Regions from separate parts of the Homo sapiens genome. Here region 1 is linked to region 2. A link is an interaction called in ENCODE POLR2A ChIA-PET data of the cell type or tissue named here. Cell type or tissue: HepG2. All regions are shown on one strand. Links, peaks and the distances in the headings refer to the core of each region. The heading gives the core; the rest is flanking DNA. Region 1 holds the start of LRRC75B (leucine rich repeat containing 75B). Region 2 overlaps UPB1 (beta-ureidopropionase 1).

Region 1 (5,363 bases), core at 260-5,259, 87 kb before region 2:
GAAGGATCTTCCCCTGGAGTCCTCAAAGGGAGTGTGGCTTGGCCTATACTTGGATTTCAGACTTTTAGCCTCCAGAACTATTCTGTTGCTTTAAGCCACTGAGTTTGTGGTAATTTGCTATGGCAGGTCCTTACTCTGCCTATGGTTACACATCCAACAAGTGGCAGCCCAGGGGATTTGAATCCAGGCCCTGAGCCTATACCTGTGATCTCGCCTCACCCCGCCAAGCTCTGCTGCCTACTACAGCCTCATGACAATTCCTGGCCCTGCAGAAGGTTGACAACCCGTTCCTGTAGAGCAAACACAGAGGACATTCTGTCTCCATAGAGTATCCATCTGCTTCCTTCCTCCTAGCGAATGCCCCCAAACCATTCTGTGTCCTTCTTTACAGTGGCTACCAGGAGGCTCAGTGCCACTCAGCTACTTGCTGAGGTAACATTAACCCTGAGCTGGCCTTTTTCCCTCCTGGGCTTGAACAATACTACTGGGTGGGTAGAGAAGGGCCCAGAGGCAGTGCAAGGCCAGTTCCAGCCCTGGCTGCAGCCCTCTACCTGCCCATTGGGCCAGCTGGACCTTGTGTTCCTGTCATTTGAACTAGGCCACCGCATGGGTGGCAGAGGGCTTGAGACTCCAAAGGTGTGGCTGTCATCAATTCTTGTCTCCTGGCAGGTCCCACTTGGAGCCTAGTACGTTCCCATCAGGGCCTGAGGTCTAGCTGTGTCCTCCCTACCTGATTCTCCAGCCCCCAACCTCCCAACTCACTGACTCACTAGGGATGGCAGGGCTACCCTGAAGAATCCAGGGCAAGCCCTTGAGCTTCCACATCAGCCCCGGGAACTGAGAGGACAACATCGCAATCCCTCCACCCCATGGAGTCTCAACAAACACAGCTCTGCTGCTCAGGGTAACCCCAGGGAGACGGGCCAGCAGCCCTCCGTGAAGAACACATGTGGGCTAGCGAGGTGGAATCATGCCCCCATGCCTGAGGGGAGAGCTGTGCCTCTGGGGGCTGCTGTCCAAGTCAGGTTAGGCCAGAAATTGTCTCCAAAAGCCCACTCGCCCTAGGCACCCCACAAGCAGGCAGAGAAAAGCCCATCCAAGGATCTAGGCCCAGACACCACCCTCCCTCTTTTGCTGGAAAAATGTCCTCCAGGAACCTCTCGGCCAGGGACACAGAGGGTGGGGGATGAGAGGCAGGGGCTGGGGCAGTTCTCTGCCTTCCACAGGACTCTAAGCTCTGAGCACTCCCCCATACCGCTGCCTAGGTTGCCCCTTTCATGCCTCCAGGCTCAGCCCTCCATTCCCTCCTTTCTCCCCTCCCCCTGCCCAGTATTCTCACATTTGAGGGGACAGTGCCCAGGCCTGGCTCAGCCTCTGGGAGGATATGGTCAGGATCTGGGAGCCCTCCCAGCTGTGGCTCCAGCCCTGAGGCTGCAGGGGAAGAGGAGGAGGGCTTACCGGGCTGCCTGCTCTGGGCAGGGGGGTCTGAGAGGTCCCTGGGGCATCAGAGCTGCAGCTTAAAGCTCTGACCGGGTAGGTTGCCACTTCAGTTCAGCAACAGCGCCTTGGCCCTGGGGGAGGGCACGCAAGGCCGTCATGCAGGTTTGCCAGGGAGGAAACCTGTGGTGCCAAGGTGGCCCCAGGACAATGCTGGCTGCACTGGAGTGGGAGGAGAGGCTGTTGGGTCCAGCTGGCAGGTGCCAGGGGAGAAGGGGGTGCAAGCACTGCTCCAGCAGGGGTTGGGGGTCCGTGGATGGTCAAGGGGCTAAGACATCCTGCTGTCCTCTGCCTTGTCTCAGGGGCCCAGCCCCACAGGATGACAGAGCCTAGCACCCTGCCCTCTCCCCACTGCCATCTCTGGGCAGGCAGTGCTTAACCCAAAGGAAGGAACCTTGAATCTTCATAGGGTAATTAGCAGACACACACACACACACACACACACACACACACACATACACACGGGTGCTTGGCTGTCGTCCCTCATATATGCCCTCGGACAGTGCTCAGCCCTTCCTGCACAACAGGTACCAGTCCTCACAGGCTAAACACGTGCTCCTTGCTTAGAGAAGTGGGAACTGCAGATCAGTGCCTCAAACGTTCCCCACGCAGGAGATGTGAGCGTCCCAGAGCCGGGATTGGGGCTGCAGGGGCCCAGCAGGCCTGCAGCAGAGACCTAGGCTTCTGCTGAGGGAGCCCTGGGAAGTGGGATACACCTTGAGCTGGGTGGGTCCGTACCTCACCCTGGTCCTCAGAGGAGCCAGGGCCCCCATCTCACTCTGCCTGCCGCCACCCCCACCCCTTGTCAGGGAGGCAGACTGAAGCCAGCGGCAGATACAGCCCGCCTGCTGCCAGCTTGCCCAGAGCTGGGCTTAACGGTTAACCTGACTCTTCGTCCGGTTTATTTCCCAGGCTGGGGTCAGAGGTGGGGGCCTGCCCCAAACCAAGAAGCAGGAGGCAGTAAATATTTGCCAGTGCAGGAGTGTCCATGTAGCGTGAGCAGGTCCTACACCACAACTGCCAGCTGCAGAGATTTCTTTTCTTTTCTTTTTTTTTTTTTTGAGACAGAGTTTTGCTCTGTCACCCAGGGTAGAGTGCGGTGGCGCCATCTCGGCTCACTGTAACCTCCGCCTCCCAGGTTCAATTGATTCTCCTACCTCAACCTCCCGAATAGCTGGGATTACAGGCGCCCGCCACCACGCCCGGCTAATTTTTTGTATTTTCAATAAAAATGTGGTTTCACCATGTTAGCCAGGCTAGTCTTGAACTCCTGACCTTAGATTCCGCCTGCCTCGGCCCCCCAAAGTGCTGGGATTACAGGCGTGAGCCACCATGCCCGGCCTAATTTTTGTATTTTAGTAGAGACGGAGATTCACCATGCAGGGCATATTTCTAAAAGCAATGGGGGCAATACCTAACACTGGCACACACAGCAGAACCCCCCCACCCCGCCTAGAATGCTCTTTGCACGGTCAAAGCGACTATTCCCCAGTCAGCACTGGGGCCAGAGGGTAAAGAGGTGCCAAAAGCCACCTCGTCTCGGCCGAGCTCCGCGTCTCCCCTGGCGGCTCCAGGCCCTCGGGTTCTAGCGCCAAGACTGACGCAAGCAGGGCCTCCTCCAGTGTGATCAGGCCAAACCGAGGAACCCACTGGCCTCGCTCCGGCGCGGGGTGGGGCGGGCGCTCAGCCTTCGGACCCGGACGGGGCAGGGCCGCGGTGATTGGAGGCGGGGCGACTAGGGGCGGCCCCGGGAGCGGGGCGCAGACAGCCCGGCCTCCTGTGGGTTCGGCGACCATCGCGCGGCGGCCATGGGGGCGCGGCTGGGCCGGCGGGCCGGGCCCGAGGCTGGCTCTGAGGCCGGGGCGGCGGCCGGCTGCGGGCCCGCGCCCTACGAGCGCCGGGTGCGGTGGCTCCGCGAGATCCAGTCCACGCTCCGCGAGCGGCGGCCGGAGCGCGCCCGGCAGCTGCTGCGCCTCCTGCGCCAGGCGAGAGAAGGAGCCGTCCGCCCCTGGGCTGGCGGCCAGGGAGGGTCTGGGGGTCTGGGGGTCTGGGAGGCGCGGGGCTATGGGTTGTGGGCCTGTATCCGCCGGGAGGCGAGGCGGAGCTGGTCTCTGGCGCGCGCAGGCGGGTTCCGAGGGCGCGACAGGCTGCAGCACGCGGGGTCTTGCGTGGGCGAGAGGGCGACCGCCTGGAGTGAGGGCTGGGTGAGGTCGGCGGACCGTGTGGAGGAGGGGGCTGCTGAGTGTGTCCGGGTCTTTGGGGTTTGAGAGGGGTTGTGTGTGTTGAGGGTGGCCCGGTAGCCTGGACCTAAGAGCCCAAATTCAGGCCCTGGCAAGATGGGAGGGGCCCGGGAGGAGTGGCAAGTGAGGTCAAATCATCTTGTATTGAGAGACAATGGAAGAGGGTAACTTCCCCCTCCTCCAGGATCCGGGAGACAGTGGACCCTGGAGAGAGGACCCAGGGCTGGTCTAGGGATGCAGCCTCACCCCAAGACACCATGGCAGCCCACAGAGAGCCATCCATGCATCACCAGTTCTCCAACAGGCGGCTCATGCCCTTAGAGTACACATCCCCAGCATCTGTGCATCACAACACTCGGTCCGGTGGTGGCTCTGCTCCTACACACACCAGGTACACTAAACCCAGATCCCAACCCCTGGGTTGTCCCAGGATGCTGGTCCCCCCAATCACCTGGGCATGCCACTTCCCTCACCACCCCGTCCCCACCCCCTACAGCAGCTACCACCACTACCTGCCCCATCCTGTGAGCAGGAAGTCAGCCATGCAGGTGTTCGGCCTGCAGAAGGTAGATTAGAAATGGGGAAACTGAGGCATGGAGCGAAGTGGTCACCCCAGGGCCCACAGAGAAAATGTGGGGCAAGCCAGGGCCAGAGCCCTTCTTCCTCCCTTCCCTTCTCCACCTCCTCCAACTCTGGATTCAGCAGGCTGGAAAAATGGAGCTGTCCGTTTAAGAGGAGCTGTCTAGACCCATGGAAGGCAGGCTGGCAGGTTGCGGTCTGGGGCCCTGTCTGGGTCTGCCAGGCTCATCAGCCAGCCTTCCTCCTGGATCTTCCCTAGCTGGCATCTGTGGCAAACAGCAGAGCAGCACTGAATCAGCCAGACAACCAGAGGCACAGATCTCAGTCTGGGATGCTGCCTGGAGTCCAAGACACCAGTTGGGCATTTTAGCTGGGAAACTAGAGGGAAAGAAGGATCCTCAGAGACCACCTCTTTGTGTCTCAGAGGTTGGGATTTGAGGTCCAGCCGGGGCCTATCCTGCTCCATAACCTGCAGGGACCCTGCAGCTGTGACCCACGGCCTCCCCTGCCTGGCCCAACTTCCTGTGCTTGGGACCCACGCACAGAGCATATCACCTATGGATTGGAGAAGGCCCACATGGGGTCTAGAGGCCCCTCCTGGCTGTGGCTGCCCCATCAGCTCTCAAAATGTCCTCTAAAGAGACCCTCTGGGCCAGATGCAGTGGCTCACGCCTATAATCCCAGCACTTTGGGAGGCTGAGGCAGGCAGATCACCTGAAGTCGGGAATTCGAGACCAGCCTGACCAACATGGAGAAACCCCTTCCCTGCTAAAAATACAAAATTAGCTGGGCGTGGTGGCACATGCCTGCAATCCCAGCTACTCAGGAGGCTGAGGCAGGAGAATTGCTTGAACCCGGGAGGCGGAGGTTGCGGTGAGCTGACCTCGCACCACTGCGCCCCAGCCCGGGCAACAAGAGCAAAACTCCGTCTCAAAACAAAGAGACCCTCTGAAAGAGTATTCAGCCCCACACCAGTCCTGTGGGAGTAGACAGGAGGAGAAAGTGGAGGAGTGAGGCAGGAAGGCCAGGGCAGGTCTATGCAGGCGG
Region 2 (5,363 bases), core at 310-5,309:
GATTCCTCCCCTACATTTTTTTGTTCATACCCTTTGCCTATTTCCTACTGTGCTATTCGTCTTTTTCTTTCTCAATGTGGAGAACTCAATCCTTGTCTGGACTAATTCAGTATACTTTGTAGATCTCCCACCTCACAATAACCCAAGTGCATTTCTTTCTTTTTTTCTTTTCTTTTGAGATGGAGTCTTGTTCTTGTTGCCCAGGCTGGAGTGCAATGGCACGATCTTGGCTCACTGAAACCTCCACCTCCTGGGTTCAAGCGATTCTTCTGCCTCAGCCTCCCAAGTAGCTGAAATTACAGGAGCCCACCACCATGCCCATCTAATTTTTTTTGTATTTTTAGTAGAGATGGGTTTTCATCATGTTGGCCAGGCTGGTCTCAAACTCCTGACCTCAGGTGATCCAGCTGCCTCGGCCTCCCAAAGTGCTGGGATTACAGACATGAGCTACCACACCCAGCCCAAGTCCATTTCTTTCTTTCTTTTTTTTTCTTTTTTGAGACGGAGTCTCGCTCTCGTTGCCCAGGCTGGAGTGCAGTGGCACGATCTTGGCTCATTGCAACCTCCACCTCCTGGGTTCAAGCGATTCTCCTGCCTCAGCCTCCCAAGTAGCTGGGATTACAGGTGCCCGCCACCACATCCAGCTAATTTTTGTATATTTAGTAGAGACAGGGTTTCACCATGTTGGCCAGGCTGGTTTCGAACTCCTGACCTCAGGTGATTCGCCCACCTCAGGCTCAGAAAGTGCTGGGATTACAGGCGTGAGCCACCACATCTGGCCCCAAGTCCATTACTTTTAGAGGGATTAGCCTAACAGAAGTTTCCAGTTGTCTGCTATTGTTCCAGCTACTTTGAACTAACTTGAGGGGGGTGTGCAGGAAGCTGTGTGATGTGATGGGGCAGTGTTTAACTGGCCTCTGCGAGGGCCTTAAGACCCCTTTAGAATTAACAATTGTAGACAGTATCTCCTAAATGCCAGGCATATGTGAAGCATGGTGCCTGGTAGAAAGAAGAAAACAGCTCCCCCATACGGCGGAGGGGGCCAGGGGAGTCTGAACCAAGAGAAATCCGGTGTGCAGCGGAAAAGTGGTTGGTTATATTGGGGGGCTGGAGGAGGTGGGGTCTGATTTGCATAGGGCCCAGGGGATTGGTTTGACCAGGTGTGACATTCAAGTAGCCCGCAAAAAATCTAGCCCTCCCACCTTAGCCCTTTAATATGCAAACGTGAGCTGCCATGATGTCCTGAACATGTATGAGTTATCTGGAGGCGGTCATGACACTTGGCACAGGTGGTGACAAGGAGAAGAGGGCAGGAATTGCCATGTTGGGTGGACCTAGTTTCTAATTGCCGACATTTGCATATCAAAGCTTGCTGGCCTGGCTCTTTAAGCCGCCTTTTCGGTTAGAAAAGAAATGGTTCAGGAGTTGCTTCTTATTACAGGAAAATTTCCACTGAGAACCTTTACTCCTTTATTCCTTTTACTCCTTTCTAGTTGCCTAAAAAGTATTTCTTTATAACTCCTATCTTCGTAATAGGCAGATCGTCTCCAACATCCCTAAGCTGGTGTCACCCCCTTTATTTCACAGAGAAGGAAGAGAAGCCTCAGCCTCTCAATTCCTTCCGGTCCCAGGAAGCCTGGTCCTAAGAGAGTACCACAGTAAATATCCCGCCAATGGCACCACCACCATCTTGCCAAGCAGGCGGCAGGCACTGCCAGCAACAGTCCTGGGGGCCTTGGTAGCAGGCTCAAGGCTCCCCAGGCTCGCCTTCTGTGAAGAGAGATGAATTATTTTAAGGAAGCCAACAGAAAAGCTGTTGAAAACACAAATGCTCCTTAATGACCATTAATTCTCAGCTTTCAGAGCATTAGGAGTGAGTCAAGTGCCCCCAGAGAATAAGCAGCTTCTTTTCCTGTTTACACAACCACTCTAATGTAAACACACTTTCAAAAGAAGGATGTGGAAGTGAGGTTGGGTGAGGCTGGCTGCAAAGTCCCAACTACAGTTCTTCAACTAGAGGGGACGAGGTTCCACATGCACTGACCTAACACCTGGCCCTCAGGAACTGCCAGCCTAGAGGGAAGGAGATGAATTAGAACCTGGTGCGGCCACACAACCTGGCAATACAGAGTGGTCAGGGGGAGTCCTGGGGGAGTCCCCAGGGCCCCACAAAGGAGGGGTACCTGTGCTAGACTTTGATAAATGAGGGGGAGTTCCAGATCCAAGAAAGGGGAGATGTTAGTTCAACTATCCAGCCAATACTAATTTGTAGTGCCTGTCATGCACTAGGGATTATTCTTGCCACTAAAGATGAAACAGGGGTGGGTGGAGAGTTGGGAAAAACAAACACAGATACTATCCTCATGGAGCTCATAGTCTAATGAAGAGTGAGAGTACAAAGGTAACAAAAATAGGAAAACGACATGAACTTCTGGGACACAGACACGTGTTCTTTCCTGAAACCCCATTAACATGACAGGAAAGCAATGTTCATGCAAAGGCATATACCCAACAAGGATGGTGCACTGAGGCACGGAAACACGGGAAGCTGGAAGGCGGAAAGATGCAGGCAAATCTCTCAGCAGATCAGAGAAAACTGAGTCCCGCTAGCAGTAGAGAAGATCTCCTGCTTATCCAAAGCTCAGGACCCAGGGGCACCAGGTACCTCTGAAGGTGGGGAAGCAGGGAAGTATGATAAACAAGGACTGGTCAAAGGTCTATTTAAGAAGCAGTTAGGGGCCGGGCGCAGTGGCTCATGCCTGTAATCCCAGCACTTTGGGAGGCCGAGGTGGGCGGATCACCTGAGGTCAGGAATTCGAGACCAGCCTGGCCAACATGGTGAAGCCTGGTCTCTACTAAAAATACAAAAATTAGCTGGGTGTGGTGGTACAGGCCTGTAATTCCAGCTACTCAGGAGGCTGAGGCAGGAGAATTTTTTGAACCCAGGAGGCAGAGGTTGCAGTGAGCTGAGAATGCGCCACTGCATGCCAGCCTGGGTGACAGAACAAGATTCCGTCTGAAAAAAAAAAAAAAAAATGCAGTTAGGGCCAGGCACGGTGGCTCACGCCTGTAATCCCAGAACTTTGGGAGGCTGAGGTGGGTGGATCACCTGAGGTCAGGAGTTCGAGACCAGCCTGGCCAACATGGCAAAACCCCATCTCTACTAAAAATACAGAAATCAGGCAGGCATGGTGGCACGGGCCTGTAGTCCCAGCTACTCAGGAGGCTGAGGCAGAAAAATCGCTTGAATCCAGGAGGCAGAGGTTGCAGTGAGCTGAGATCGCGCCACTGCCCTCCAGCCTGGGTGACAGACCAAGACTCCACCTCAAAAAAAAATAAAAATAAAAATAAAAAAAGAAGCAGTTAGAAATCCAGGTCCTTTCTCCACACCAAGAGGCTGGGACCTGCCCCATCTACCCCAGAAGAAGGCCAGAGGCTCATCCTCCAGAGATGGTTCAGCAGAGGCTCTCTGGCTTTGGAGCAGGGCAGATGAAAGCAAGTGAAGTGTCAAAACAGAGGGATTGAGTAAACATCAGCATGCTGAACCTTTGTTCTCCTTCCCTTCTTGGCACAAGGGCAGAAAAATCTCTGGGGACTCTGACCAGCCTGAAAAGAATGACCCAGAGATACTAACACTGGGATTACCTGGGAATTACCACTAAATCAGATCACCCTATAATGGAGCTCAGTGGGTGAGCCCCTACTACAAACTCAGAGCTCACAGATTTTTAATCCCCAATTCTTAAAATATGAGCAATCAAACAAAGCGTCCAACTTGGAATAAGGACTCTTGGAATAAGAGAGAAAACAAAATTTACTTAATATTAGTATCCTTAGAGGTAAGAGAAGATATCGCAACCATGATGCAAGAACAGGATGTAATACAACAGGGACTTTCAGACCAAAAGAACACTAGTAAATTCAAAATTTGACAGCAGAAATGAAAGGTTGAATAGGAGGGCTGACTGACAAATCAGATCAAATCCACCAGAAAATTGAGCAAAAAGACAAAGTGGTGACTGGGCCCTGTGGCTCACGCCTATAGTTGCAGCATTTTGGGAGTCCAAGGTGGGAGAATTGCTTGGGCCCAGGAATTTGAGACCTGCCTGGGCAACACAGATCTCATCTTTACAAAAAAAAAAAAAAAAAAAAATTCAAGAAAATTAGCCAGGTGTGGTGGTATGCATCTATGGTCCCAGCTACTCAGGAGGCTGGGGCGGGAGGATTGCTTGATCCTGGGAGGTCAAGGCTGCAGTGAGCTGTGATTGTGCCACTGCACTACAGCCTCAGTGACAGAGTAAGACCACGTATCAAAAAAAAAAAAAAAAAAAAAAGGAGGAAATACATAACAAAATTAGGGAACTAGTCCAGGGTTCCAACATCCTAATAGTAGGACTGTCTAGAAAGAGAAAAAAAGAGGGGAAAATAATGAATGAAATAATGCAAGAACATTTCCTAGAGCTTCAGAACCCAAGTTTCTAGACTAAAAGAACCCACTGAGTGCCTAGAGTGGATTAAAATAGATATACACAATGGAATATCATTATGAAATTGTAGAGTACTGGTGAAAAAGAGAAACTCCTACAGTCTTCCAGAGAAAAACAAGTCATAGACAATGGGTCACAAATTAAAATGGCTGTGGACTACTCAACAATGCCCAAAAAACTAGAAGACAATGGAACAATGTGTTCAAACTTCTGAAGGAAAATGATTTCTAACCTAAAATTTGATGCTCAACCAAACTATCAAGAAAATTGTAGAAGGAACATATTTTCAGATGGGCAAGGCCTCAAAAAGTTTACCTCTGATGTGTTCTTCCTCAGGGAACTACTTGTTCTGAGAGTCCCTAGCTAAATGGGGGCTCCAGTACCAGAGCGGTTGGCAACCCAGCACTAACAGGAAATGAAGGGAGCTGGATGTGGTCTCTACAGTGTGCCTTTCACAGGATACATCTTGTACATGGTGGACAGCCTAATGCCTGTCTGTCCAACCCGTGACCAGGGGGTCCCTCATACGTGAAACTTGTTTATACTGGCACATGCTGTGTGGCAGCTCTTGCCTGACCTGTCCCTGCCTGACTACCACTCTGGCCCTAGGAGCCCAACTTTGTGTTTCCACCGGTATCCCAAGGAAAACCCAGCCTGGGGCAGCCCCTGGTTCTTCTCATGGAAGGTGCAAATTCAACACACAATCGCAATAGGAAACAAGTTTAAAGATTTTTTTACTTACAGATCCTGGGCAAGGAGAGTGCCATGAGTCAGGAGGGCAGTCCTCTGTCCCCAGGTCAGATGAGGGAGAAATGAAGAGTCAGAGAGAGTATGGGGCAACTAGCAGTACACATAATGACTAAGATGTGGTCACCT

What was found. ChIA-PET counts read pairs that join two places held together with the same protein. Peaks named below come from ENCODE experiments on the same cell type or tissue, not always from the same donor. Only the 100,000 strongest peaks of a DNase experiment are listed, where the experiment ranks them.
Region 1: POLR2A ChIA-PET joins it to region 2 with 6 read pairs; 2 of 35 experiments call an interaction of 5 or more read pairs at or near these places.

Annotation. Positions count from the first base shown.
Region 1 is chr22:24,590,982-24,596,344 of GRCh38, reverse strand. LRRC75B (leucine rich repeat containing 75B) reads left to right here and starts at 3,272. Exons shown (of 4, transcript NM_207644.3): 1 at 3,272-3,482. The coding sequence starts at 3,306. It also overlaps a transcript of GGT1 not described here. RefSeq lists enhancers at 839-1,809, 2,859-3,851, 3,852-4,845 and a silencer at 3,145-3,374. In HepG2, for the core only: no CTCF peak of the experiment used is centred there; DNase peaks (open chromatin) are centred at 2,424 and 3,144; H3K4me3 peaks cover 2,129 bases.
Region 2 is chr22:24,503,695-24,509,057 of GRCh38, reverse strand. The region is part of intron 3 of UPB1 (beta-ureidopropionase 1); the gene reads right to left. Among named protein-coding and RNA genes, the nearest start is that of UPB1, 11 kb to the right of the region's middle. RefSeq lists enhancers at 1,683-1,732, 2,153-2,242, 2,457-2,993, 2,994-3,532. In HepG2, for the core only: no CTCF peak of the experiment used is centred there; DNase peaks (open chromatin) are centred at 1,967, 2,347, 2,677 and 3,537; H3K4me3 peaks cover 638 bases.